2 separate regions of the Homo sapiens genome follow, and region 1 is linked to region 2. Evidence: chromatin contacts called from ENCODE Hi-C or POLR2A ChIA-PET data. All regions are on one chromosome and are shown on one strand. The core of a region is the stretch at or near the end of the contact, and the rest is flanking DNA. Distances in the headings are between cores, read along the strand shown. Region 1 has its middle 37 kb from the start of LINC01655. Region 2 overlaps LOC105372934 (a long non-coding RNA gene).

What was found. Hi-C counts contacts between places; a loop is a spot of excess contacts on that map. ChIA-PET counts read pairs that join two places held with the same protein, here RNA polymerase II (POLR2A). Pooled maps may share reads with other maps.
Region 1: a loop to region 2 is called in a map of GM11168, with 2.8 times the contacts of the local background. The contact joins two enhancer-like sites. A Hi-C loop is called at or near these places in 1 of 168 maps with a recorded cell type or tissue (GM11168) and 2 of 50 pooled maps. POLR2A ChIA-PET finds 5 or more read pairs at or near these places in 1 of 52 experiments (activated CD4-positive, alpha-beta T cell).

What each region holds. Positions count from the first base shown.
Region 1 is chr1:221,800,838-221,807,249 of GRCh38, reverse strand. No RefSeq gene overlaps it. Among named protein-coding and RNA genes, the nearest start is that of LINC01655, 37 kb to the left of the region's middle. Within about 2 kb of position 4,994, at least 3 of the 41 ENCODE cell types and tissues checked have a DNase peak (open chromatin) inside an H3K27ac peak, as active enhancers do.
Region 2 is chr1:221,486,346-221,492,691 of GRCh38, reverse strand. LOC105372934 (a long non-coding RNA gene) reads left to right here. Exons shown (of 3, transcript XR_922622.2): 3 at 366-404. Among named protein-coding and RNA genes, the nearest start is that of LINC02817, 150 kb to the right of the region's middle. Within about 2 kb of position 4,736, at least 2 of the 41 ENCODE cell types and tissues checked have a DNase peak (open chromatin) inside an H3K27ac peak, as active enhancers do.

The DNA.
Region 1 (6,412 bases), core at 3,745-6,244, 310 kb before region 2:
AATACAAGTGACATCATGTGTATCCTCTTCACCAAGTTAGCATTAAGTTGCCTTGCCAAACCCTTGAAGCTTCTTATGTGAGACATCTGTGCCCAATGTTATTTATGAATAGGAGCAAAATGTATAAATATCCATGGGACTTCCTGTTAAATGTACCACATTGAATGCAAATATTTATCTCTGCTGCTTCTGAAACTTTATTAAAATGAGAGTAGAAAAAATAGAAGGATACAAATCAACAAGGAGGAAGAGAACAAGAAAGATGATCCCACCAAATAAGAAATGCCAACAAAATTTTGGAATCTGGAAATAGACGAATGACTGGTAATTATTTATCAGAGCCCAGAAAGAATATTGAGGAGGGAGGCACAAGAAATGAGTTAATGTCAATTTCAGAACCCTGTAAACATTTAGAAATTTGGAGGCAGTAGGTACTCTGAAGTTAGAGGAAGTATGGGGCTTAAAATAGGATTCGTTAAAAAATCTGTGTAAAGAAGAGTTAGATTTCCAATCCTCTTTCTATCTCTGACCACCAGTCAATTAACCCTTCTTCACCTAGGCAGGAGAATGGAGGCTCTTCTTCGGGGAAATTTAACCTGGAAGGCTCTACTTGAGCACCTAGTCACGGAAGATAGTGGGGGAAATGCCAGGCTGGAAATAGGGACAATTAAGTGACAATTATGGTGAGCCCCCTGGTTCCCAGAATACTCACTGCCAATCTTATACTCCCCCAGAAAATGATTAGAAGATTGCTCCTTGTAGAAAGAGATACATGGGCCCAGCATGCTTGCAGATACTGGTATGTGTGGTTCTCTCATAAAATGACTGTATCTATCTTGTCACTCTATGATAAAGCCAGCTGAACCAAAAATCCCCAACTCCCACCCTATAAACATTCTTAGAGATCTTAAATCCATTTTTACTCTCTGTCTCTCCTCAGAATTTGTTTTATTATACACACAGTATTATGTTTATTTTAAGTAATCTGAAAATTATATAAAATCATGAAGAAGAAAATATCAACTGTATTTCCATCTTTTATAAACAATAATGGTTACATATATCATCTAGGTGTTTTCTATATATGTATATTTCATAAATATTTTCAATAGATCTCTATTTTGATACAATCTTCTATCACATTTTTTGACTTAATAATGTATCATTAACATCTTTACTTGTCACTAAATATATTGCAATAACATTTTTCCCTATAGCTGAAGCGTATTTCTTAGGTGGGTATAACTATAATTTATCTTGTTAGTCCCTTGATGTTAGACATTTGTATTGTGTCCATTCTTCAGTATCCTAAACAACACTGAAATAAACATAGATCTCTGCAAACATGATTATTTCTTTAAGATTATTAGAAGTAGAATTGCTGGCTCCAAGGGCACACTATTTTTCAAAGCTTCACTGAATTTAGCTTAATTGTTCTCCTGAACATCTTTCTCAATTTATAGTTCTATCAGCAATGTATGAGAGTATCCTTTTCCCATCCTTGCCAATATTTGGAATCATCACTAAAGAACACCCCCAAAAAACAGACAAACAAAAATCCTTAACAATTTGATGCTAAATATGACATCCTATTGTTTACATGTATACTTTATCACTATTGTAACATTTTGAAATGTTGCTAACTACTGATATTTTGAAAATTGGTTATCTATAGCATTTATTTATTTTTATTGGGACAGTTGTCCTTTCTTATTGATGTCTTCATGACTTTTAGATATGTAAACATGGACCATTATTGTATCATATATAAGAAATATTTTCTCTGTTTGGTAATTTTTCTTTTTAACTTTGTTTCTGGTTCTAGTCTTATTTTTAGTGACTCACTCTTGAATATAAAGAGAGAACCAAGAATCATCAGACATGTGGAGAAATGATGTAACATGAAAAGTAATATCAAAACAAAGAAACAAAAAAAGGAAGAAATTGAGAAATGCAATGGACTGAATGTTTATCTCTCCCCAAATTCATATGTCAAAATCCTAACCCCAATATGATGGTGTTAGGAGGCGGGGCCTTTGGGAAGTAATTAGATCATGAGGGTAGATCCTTCATAAGTGGAATTAGTGCCCTTATAAAAGAAACCCCAGAGAGCTCTCTCCTCCTTTTTCTGCTATGTGAGGATACAAGAAGATGGCATTCTCCAACCCAGAAGAGGGTTCTTGCCAGAACCTGGCCATGCTGACAGATTGATCTAGGACTTTCACCTCCAGAACTATGAGAAATTAATTTCTGTTGTTTGTAAGCCACTTAGTGTATGCTACTTTGCTATAGCAGCCTGAACAAAGACAGAAAGAAACTAAGAAGATGAAAGACAGGAATAAAATCTCATGAAATTATGAAATTATGGGTCTCAGAGTTAAAAGATAGTGTATTAATGAAGAAAGAGATGCTATAAAAAACAGAGAATATGATATAGAGAAGATAAGAACATGAAAAATTCTATACCGTACATTCAAGAGAGCAGTTGAAAGATTATGCTAATAAAAGCATACCAGAAAGCGGAAGAAAAAGAAAAATAGAAGAGAAAAAGCAGAAAATTTAACTAATAGGAGTTCCAGAAAGAGAGAACAGAGAAGGCAGAGGGGAGTTAATTATCAAAGAAACACACACACACAGAAATTTCATGAGATTGAAAGGCTTTGCCAAGAACTCTGACATAAGAAGCACACCTGTTTTTTGATTAAGTACATATTATCAGCTTTAAGACAACAGTCAGTAGATAAGTAATTGCTTTGCAATGGAAAAAATATCACTTTAGGCTAACGCCTGTTGAACCAACTACACTACTCCAGAGGCTGAGACAAGACGATTGCTTGAGTCCAGGAGTTCGAGGCTACAGTTAGCCATGAAAGTGCCACTGCACTCTAGCTGGGTGACACAGTAAGACCCTATCTCTAAATAAATAAAAATAAATCACTTGGTTTTTCTTAACTAGATTATGAAACTCTGTGTCTGGAAGCTGTGGAGTTAGGGGCTCAGAAGATAGGACAATGTTCTTCATTCATTGCCTTCATCTATATCAAACATTTCCTATTCTCTCTTTCTTCTCACATTGAGCCCCACCTTCATCCTAACTAATCCAATCATTGTATCTGAAGAACTATGTTTCTTACCAGTCGTGATAAAAAACAATGCTCCACAAGTTTAAAACAAAGACAACATGTGATTGGAAAAAATGATGAATTTCTTTTTCTTCCTCTTTGTTTTGTTTTCATAGATTACTATTAATATAGAAAGCAAGGCTGGGCACCATGGTTTATGCCTATAATCCCAACACTTTGAGAGGCCAAGGCAGGCAGATCGCTTGAGCCTAAGAGTTCGAGACCAGCCTGAGCAACATGGCGAAACTCAGTGTCTACAAAAAATTAGCTGGGCATGGTGGCACGCACCAGTAGTCCCAGCTACTTGGGAGGTTGAGGTGGGAGGATCACCTGAGCCTAGGAGGTTGAGGCTTCAATGAACCATGATCTCACAGAGTGCAGCCTGGGTGACAAAGCAGGACTTTGTCTCAAAAAAAACATATATATATATATATATATATATATAAACTATATTTTAATGTTACGAGCAAATAATGTGCATTCTTTTTACCCTAGGGATATAAAAAAGTGTAAAATAAGAGAAGCGAGTGATTAGCCAAGGGGAGTAGGTTTGTGTACATTTTTCAAGATAAATGGAATGCTGGTACACTAAATAGTATCTACAAACTATTGTAAACTGAAATGTTTATAGTATAATTTGTAAGATTAAGCAAACATTAGTTGAATACAAAAATAGCAAACAACAATTAGAACTGCTTTGAGAAATCTACTGCCAATAAAGCTTTTTTTTTTAAGTCTGTGGAATGGCAGATTGATAATGGTTTTATTTAGTGAGGACATATCAACCATGCTATGCCATTTTCCTTAGAAAAACCCATATCTGCTGAAGCTTATTAACTCATTCAATCATTGTGTATCACCTAATAATAGACAAACTGATTTGAAAGAAACTTGATGTAATTATGGCAATTTTTCTAGATCAAAAAATAGAAAAAATCGGCGGGGCACGGTGTCTCACACCTGTAATCCCAGCACTTTGGGAGACTGAGGCAGGAGGATCACTTGAGGCCAGGAGTTCGTGAACAGCCTGGCTGACATGGTGAAACCCCGTCTCTACTAAAAATACAAAAATTAGCCAGATGTGGTGGCACGTGCCTGTAATCTCAGCTACTCTGGAGGCTGAGGTAGGAAAATCACTTGAACACGGGAGGCGGAGGCTGCAGTGAGCTGAGATTGTGCCACTGTATTCCAACCTGTCAAAAAAAAAAAAAAAACCCAAAAGAAATAGTCACTTAATGACACTTTACATGTCTAATAAACAATAAGACTTAGCTAATATTGCAGACACATTTCTTTAAATCTAAAGCACTAAATGGAATCACCACTGTATTGTTTGAGTATATCAATAGATCATTAAAAAACTGCTGGTATGCACATTTGGCCTTTATCATTGAAGATCAATAAAACCGCTGAAATGGCTTTCTTTCTTCTTTTTTTTGACCTTTTTAGCCAGACTGTAATTGGGCTTGTCACCTGACTCTCAGGTGAAAATAATCATAAATCAGATTCATCAAATAATGTTAAAGAATAGCTCACACCAACAGAGCTAGGAAAACCAGTCCCTGCCAGTCACCATCCAGCTCCTTGGGAATTTGAGGGCTGGTTATCTCAGAGATGTTATATCAACTATTCTTTGCTTTTGTCCCCCATGGAGCCAGACCCGATAATGCTTTGAAAGAAGTGCAGAGAACACAGAAAAGAGTCAGTAGAAAGGAGATTACAGGGTGAGGGGAAAAGAATACAAGCAGCTTGTGTCTGTTAAAACAAATCACCCAAGTGAGTCATCTCTCCTGAATCACTTCTCCCTTCTGGGATGAGGCTCTGTGAGTACCTGGCTCCAGAACCCAGAGAGGATTTACAGCCAGGCAAATACTAACTGAGGCTATGTTGGAACCTGTGTCACCCAATCTCCTAATTACAGGTGTCTGTGGTTAAAATTTGGAGCTCACCAATTTGGAAGATGTTATGAGTCTAAGTTCTGTAATAGCTGAGTCAGGTTTGATACCAGGCAGCCCTACCACCTAAACACATTATATTCTGAATTCAAATGGACCCCATTTACTTTCCCCATGCCAACACCTTTTCCCCAGCCCCACCCTACTGCTACCTCCTGATGACTTCTGTCTTCTCTTCCTGCCCTCTATTTGGCCTAGTGAAGGGAGCATAGGTCTGTATACATTGTTAGCATTCCTTTAAGAAGCAAATCCTGAAAACAAGAAGAAATAAAGGGGTATGTCTATTTTCTTTAAACATTTGGATTGAGTAAAAGGGAAGCAAAGTTCTTAAGTTATTATAAACTTAAAATATTTGAACTCTGTGCTGGATGCTTTACTTTTACAATATATTTAATTAAAACAACCATACTTCATAGCACGAATGCTAGCCCGGAAAACTGAGACTAAGGTAGGTTGAGCTGTGGCCCAAAGTCACAAAGCCCACTTGTGAGTGAGAAGGAAATTGTGAATCCAGGTCTGCCTGCCTGAAAAGCTGGCCCACACAATCCCAGACTCTGAGCTTTAACAAACATGTGGCTGATGAGAGCCATGAGGACAAATTGCGTGGCTATTATTATGCACTGTGCACAATAAATGAGGTAATGCATTTGAAAGGGCTGTGTAACTATAAAGTACTCTACAAATGTTATTACCATTATTATGGTTATATTTATTACCTTCTTTGCTGGGGGTGAGACTGCACACATTATAGAATAGATGACTATTCTGAATCACCAGTCCCCAGTGACGCACAGTTAAGGTTGTGGTGAGCCACCTCTCAGCAGAACAGAGATACACTCCACAGTGCACAGTACAATTTCTTGAAGGTAAGTGTGAGCTTTGTGTAAATCAGCGGTCCTCAACCTTTTTTGCACCAGGAACCAGTTTTGTGGCAGACAATTTTTCCCTGGTGGGGCTGGTGAGGGATGGTTTTGGATGAAACTGTTTTCACCTCAGATCATCAGTCACTAGTTAGACTCTCTTAAGGAGTGTGCAACCTAGATCCCTCACGTGTGCAGTTCATAATAGGGTCCATGCTCCTATGAGAATCTAATGCCTCCACTGATCTGACAAGAGGCAGAGCTCAGGCAGTAATGCTCTTGCTAGCCCGCAGTTCACCTCCTGGTGTGCAGCTGGGTTCCTAACAGACCACAGACAGGTACTAGTCCACTAGCCTGGTGGTTGGGAACCCCGATGTAAACCACAATACTTATCTTTATCTCTTGCATCTTTGATTTTCTCTTCTGTCTCTTAGTTACAGGAGGGCCAGTGAATTTGATTCATAGTCTAGAGTAA
Region 2 (6,346 bases), core at 3,487-5,986:
GATGAACTGCATGGCCTATAAATATCAAAAAAATAAGAAAAAGGTATGTTAGAAATGCATGAAATATATGCAGATACTAGTCTGTTATCATTTATCATATCAAAATATATGCAAATCTATTATAAAAAGTTAAAAAATCAAAACTTGCACACACAAACACAGATCACAGATGGTGCCATTTACAGTACGGAGAAATGTTAAAAAAGTAAACACATATTAAATCATAACTGCATAAAATAACTGTAGCACATACTATACTACTTTTATAATATAATATATGCTTCCTCTCCCACCTCCTCTACCTCTTCCACCTTTATCACCCCTGAGACAGCAAGACCAACCCTCTCCTTTCTCCTGTTCCTCAGACTACTCAATGTGAAGATGATGAGGATGAAGACCTTTATAATGATCCACTTCCACTTAATGAATAGTAAGTATGTTTTCTCTTCTTCATGATTCTCTGAATAACATTTTCTTTTCTCTAGCTTTCTTTATTACAAGAATACAGTATACAATACACATATCATACAAATATGTGTTAATTGACTGTTAATGTCCTCAGTAAGGCTTCTGGTCAATAGTAGGCTATAAGTAGTTAAGTTTTCGGGTCTGGACTCAAGCGATCCTCCCACCTCAGCCTCCTAAGTAGCTGGGACTACAGGCATGCAGTACCATGCCTGGATAATTTTGAATTTTTTTTGTAGAGATAGGGATTTGCCATTTTTCCCAGACTGGTCTCAAATTCCTGGGCTCAAGTGACCTGCCTGCCTTGGCCTCCCCAAAGTAATGGGATTACAGGCATGAGTTGTTTTGGAAGATTCAAAAGTTATACATGGATTTTCAGCTGCACAGGGTGTCAGTGTCCCTAATCCCCTCGTTGTTCAAGGGTCAACTATATTCTTCTTTCAGTCCATTATCATTGACTAATAATAAAATATTGTGTCTTTTTCACTATTATGTTCCCAGTGTCTAGCACAGTTCCTGGCAAAATGATTAATAGCCAGAAAATGTTTGTTAAATGAATGAGAAAACAAACGGACTTTGATATGGTTTGGCTCTTTTCCCCACATAAATCTCATCTCAAATTTTAATTCCCATAATCTCCATGTGTGGAGGGTGGGACCAGGTGGAGGTAATTGAATCATGGGGGCTGTTCCCCCCTGCTGTTCTTGTGATGGTGAGAGTTCTCACGAGATCTGATGGTTTTATAATGGGATCTTCCCCCTTCGCTCAACACTTCTCCTTCCTTTCACCTAGTGAAGGAGGTGCCTTACTTCCTCTTCACCTTTTGTCATGATTGTAAGTTTCCTGAGGCCTCCCAAGCCATGCTGAACTGTGAGTCAATAAACCTTTTTCTTTTATAAATTACCCAGTCTCAGGCAGTTCTTTATAGCAGTATGAAAATGGACTAGTACAGACTTAGTGACTGAAATAATGTGGAAAGTTGAGCAGATGCTGAAGCTATTTACAGAGTAAGAGAATGAGTTGGAGTAGAATTTGAAAGGAAAATAGCACTGCCTTTCTTTAATGCTTTTTGATACCTCTGTGAGAGAGAGATTGGTTAGATCTTCATCGAACCTGCTTCCTCATTGGAACACAGCTGGAATCCATTTCCCAGACTGCCTCATGGTCAGATGTGGCCATGTGACTGAGTTCCGGCCAATGGAGTATGAGTAGTAGGGACTCCAGGACTGGCTCATTCAGTCTTCTACCACACAATCTTCTTCCTCTTTCTCCTTCTACTGGATGGATATTGATAACCAGAGTCATTTTGGAAACTACATGTTCAAGCTGGCAAAACCTCCATCAGCCTAGAAAAGCAAGAGGTTCATCAGTATTTTAAAAATAAACGGTATTTTAATTTAGCATTTACTTAATTTTGTTCCCCAGTTCCATTGTTTACATTTCCATGTTTTTCTCACAATTGTAAGCCTGCAGTGTAAAGCTTCTCAAAGGGGTTCTGTTAGCATTGTCTGGGCAATTCTTTTTTGTGTGGGGTTGTGCTGCACATGACAAGACACTTAGCTCCTGGGTTTCATCCACTAAATGCCACCTATGCAATGTGACAAAGAACTTCCCTCAGTTAACAATGACTTTCAAAAGAGAACGTCCAGGACATTATTTATTCATCCTTTTCTTTTCCACAGCAGTTAGCACAGTGTCTTTGAGAGAATGAACATGGAGTAGCAAAAGGAACTTAAAGTTGGAAAGAATGGGTGCCAACTCCTAACTCTATCATTTATTAACTATGTGACTTTTGGTAAGTTTTTTATCTCTCCCTTAGCTTCTGTGTCTTCATCTATAAATTGAAGTCAATCGAATCTACTCCACAGGGCAATTTTAAGAATTAAATAAATAATGTAAGTAAAAAAAAATTTTTGCACATACTAGGTGTTTCATATATTTTTGTTTCTATACCTCCTTTACTCTCATTTAAATTAAATAAAAATCCAGAAATAATTATTACAACATTATTTCTTCTAGTAAAGTTTGTGGCTCAAATCTTTTTAAAGAAAATGTGTATGTGTGTAAGATTGTGGGTGCGTGCATGTAATTGGCATGAGATCTAGAAAGGTAAGTATGCAGCCAAGCACCATGGCTCACTCCTGTAATCCCAGCACTTTTGGAAGCTGAGGCAGGAGCATCACTTGACCTCAATAATTCAAGACCAGTATGGGCAACATAGTGAGACCCTGTCTCTACAAAAAAAAAAAATAATAATTAAAAATAATTAGCTGGACGTGGTGGTGCATGCTTGTAGTCCCTGTTACTCAGGAGACTGAAGCAGGAAGATTGTGTGAGCCCAGGAGGTTGAGGCTGTAGAGACTTGTGATTGTACCACTGCACTCCAGCCTGTGTGACAGAGCAAGACTGTCTCAAAAAATAAAAAGAAATAAAAGGTAAGTGTGAAAAGATAAACAAAATATTTAACACAATATCTCTGTTTTTGTTATATTATTTAATTTGCTTCAATAGCCAACATAGCATAAATGACTTTTGTAGTTTGAAAAGAAAAATTCAAGCAATAGTCTAAAAGCACTTTTAAACCAATTGAATTGGATTGGAAAGCATAGTGCTTCTCACTTGGTACGACAGCAAAGAATGGGTTGTTTCTGACTGACAGATTTTCAGTTTGTATTTTTGGTTTATTTTATTTTTAGAGTAGAAGTTAAAGGAGAAGAAAATGAGATCTTTCCAAGCCTTCCTGAAAGAAAATGAGAAATACGTCATTGGCTCTGAAAGCACAAATGTGATGAAGCTGAGACCAGGCCTTGCAAGGAAGGCTGATTGACAGGATGTGAAGCTGATGCAGGGCCATTTGTTGGGGTGATACTGCAGAGCACCAGCTGGGTCTGTAGATAGAGGCAAGTAATGACAGTGCTGCCTCTCACCTCTCCCATCATCTTGTGCCTTCCTGTGTGCCTAAAGTCAAGAGGACTTTACTTGTGTTTGGGGCCTTCTCTGATTAACACAAGGCAGTGGCAGGGATGGGGGCAGCAGAAAAAGAAAGAAGCATCTTGTGACCCAGGAAGACAGTGGCCTTGGCATATTTGTATATAATTTAGAAAATCAGGATCTATGTACCTTGCTTGACTCATAGTAGGTATTCAATAAACTGTTGTACTTTCTTAGAAAAAAAAAGCCATGAATAAATGCATCTACTCGATATCACCCATCTGACAGGAAATAATGTCTATGTGTGCATATAGGTTTTGTGAAATGGGATGGGTGACACAAGACCAGGATAAAATATGGCATGCACTGATACATGCTTAATTGACATTGTAAATCAATTACTTTTTTTTTCAAAAGTGGATAGGAACTAGAGAGTTAGGAAATGACTGCTAATGTGAGCTGCTACTAAATGCATTAAAGAATTAAGCAATCTTCTTAGAACTTTCCTGAGATATGAGTATGAGATATCGTGGGTGTAATGAGCCACATTGCTTTGAGGTTTCCACAGTCCTGTGTAAATAATTACACAAACAAAATCTTAGCCATTTGATTATTGATAATAAATACTTATCAAGTTTCATTGCACACATGCTAATGCCTTTTGAGTTGCTAGGCATTTCTTAAGTAGGGAGGCAATGAGGCACTTAAGCAACATGGGCAGGAGAGAGAATTCATTGCTCCCTTTACACATACTTCAGGTGCTTCTTGAATAGAAGTGACAGGGTTTGGAATGGTGACATGAATATTTGTTGTCCATCAGTCAATTTCCCAGATCACATATTGTTTCTGACAGCATCTTCCCAGAAGATGGAAACCAACTTTTTTACATTCCATGTTATAGCATTTCATGGATCCCTTTCCACATAGTGTTCACATGGGAAAAACACACATTACGATGCTGTCTAGTGATAGATGTGCACCACAAAATCATCACAGGGCTGAGTAATTCCAAGAGGGGTTGAACATTTGTGCCAAGAACTTTCTAGATTAGAAAATAAATACATTTGTTAACATCAAACATTTTGGTGAGACCAGAACCTGGCCACTTCTTATGGATGATAAGTCTGTATTTTTTATTTCATGGCCAGATTTCCTATTCCTGGGACCTAATTATCCCATGCATAGCGTTTCCGGCAGAAGTACAGAAAGACAAACAGTCTCATTTAATCTATTTGATTTCTTTTCTCCACTCCCTCAAGGTACAGAGGCAAATTCCAGTTTAGTAACCAAGGCCTGAGTCATCGAATAAATAACTCAATTTCTCATCCTTGTTCACTGAGCCAGTTGTATAAACAAACACAACGTTTTTTTCTATGTCAAGTGTGTGAACGGGTTTACCGGGACATTGCATTCGGAAATTGCATAGAGATGCTGAAAATCATTCAGGGTGAAAGGAACAGGGAGAATGGTTACATAGCCAATGTCCAAAGCCTAAAATATATCTCTGGAGATTAATTTTCAATGCAGATACAGCAGATTAGTTCTCAAATTAAAGAACTAGGATCTATTAATTAACAGGTAAAAGCAACTAGCATAGAACTTTAAGGTTCTATGCTAGTGCATAAGGCACAAGGATAGAAATCATTTTGTTTGAGATAATTTGTTGAATAGATATGGTTGGAGCATTCATTTCTTTGTTCATTGAACTAAATATTTTTGAGTGCTTAGAATGTTCCAAGCTCTCTACCCATAATAAGGATATAAAAATGAGTAAGTCCAAATCTGGAAGGCCGAGACGGGTGGATCACAAGGTCAGGAGTCCGAGACCAGCCTGGCCAACATAGTGAAACCCCGTCTCTACTAAAAATACAAAAATTAGCCAGGCATGGTGGTGCGCACCTGTAGTCCCAGCTACTCGAGAGGCTGAGGCAGGAGAATCACTTGAATCTGGGAGGCGGAGGTTGTGGTGAGCCAAGATCTCGCCACTGCACTCCAGCCTGGGCAACAGAGTGAGGCTCCATCTCAAAAAAAAAATAAGTTACATAGTCCAGTGATGTAATGATGAAGATAGGCTCGAGGCATTATAGAATCATCAAGAAGAGGCACCAGCCCAGCTGAGAGGGTCCCTAAAGAACATCCCACAGAAGCTGGTGCCCAGAAGGAGGCTTATGAAAAGTAGCCAAATAAAGAGCTGGGGATAGGAGCTGGGGCTGAGAGGGAGTAAGGAGGAAGGCAGTGAGAAGTATTACTTCTCCTTCCTACACTTACTCAAAGGAGACCTGTCTACTGACTCAAGTTTCCAGAGACAAGACAGACAGTAGCAGTTTCGAGAGCACAAGCTGATGAAATGGTGCCCGCCATCTCTACCTGAGTAACAAAAGCTGCCACATGTCCCTTGTTTACCACATGGTAGACACTGTGCTAAGTGCTGTACACACATGGTCCTCCTTAATGCTTACAGCAACCCTAGCAGGTTGGTATTTTTTTCTCATTTTACAGATTGGGAAACAGAAGGTCAGAGATGTTAGGTAACTTGCTCAAAGTCACACAGAGAATAAGTGGAAATTAGAAACCCTGATTCAAGCTGACCTGACACTAGATTCCTCATTATTTTGTTCTGTAGTGGTTTTAAGGTGGGGTCACTGACTGAGAACCTAGCAGGTCAGATCACTGTCTAGATAACTGAAAATACTGATATCTGTCCTCTGGATTTGTCAATTGTGTGAAAATGTTATTGAATGAAATTAATGACTGTCAGGTAGAAGTAGAATTGATCATGCTCTATATGATGAGGACATAGACATAGTACATAACAGGTGGCAGCTAGAGGAAGACAGATTGAGTCTCAATTTGCAGAATTTGCCAATTATTTGAAGCTCCTAATGATGCATGGACTTCCTCAAGAAAGAAATCTATCTATCTATCTATCTATCTATCTATCTATCTATCT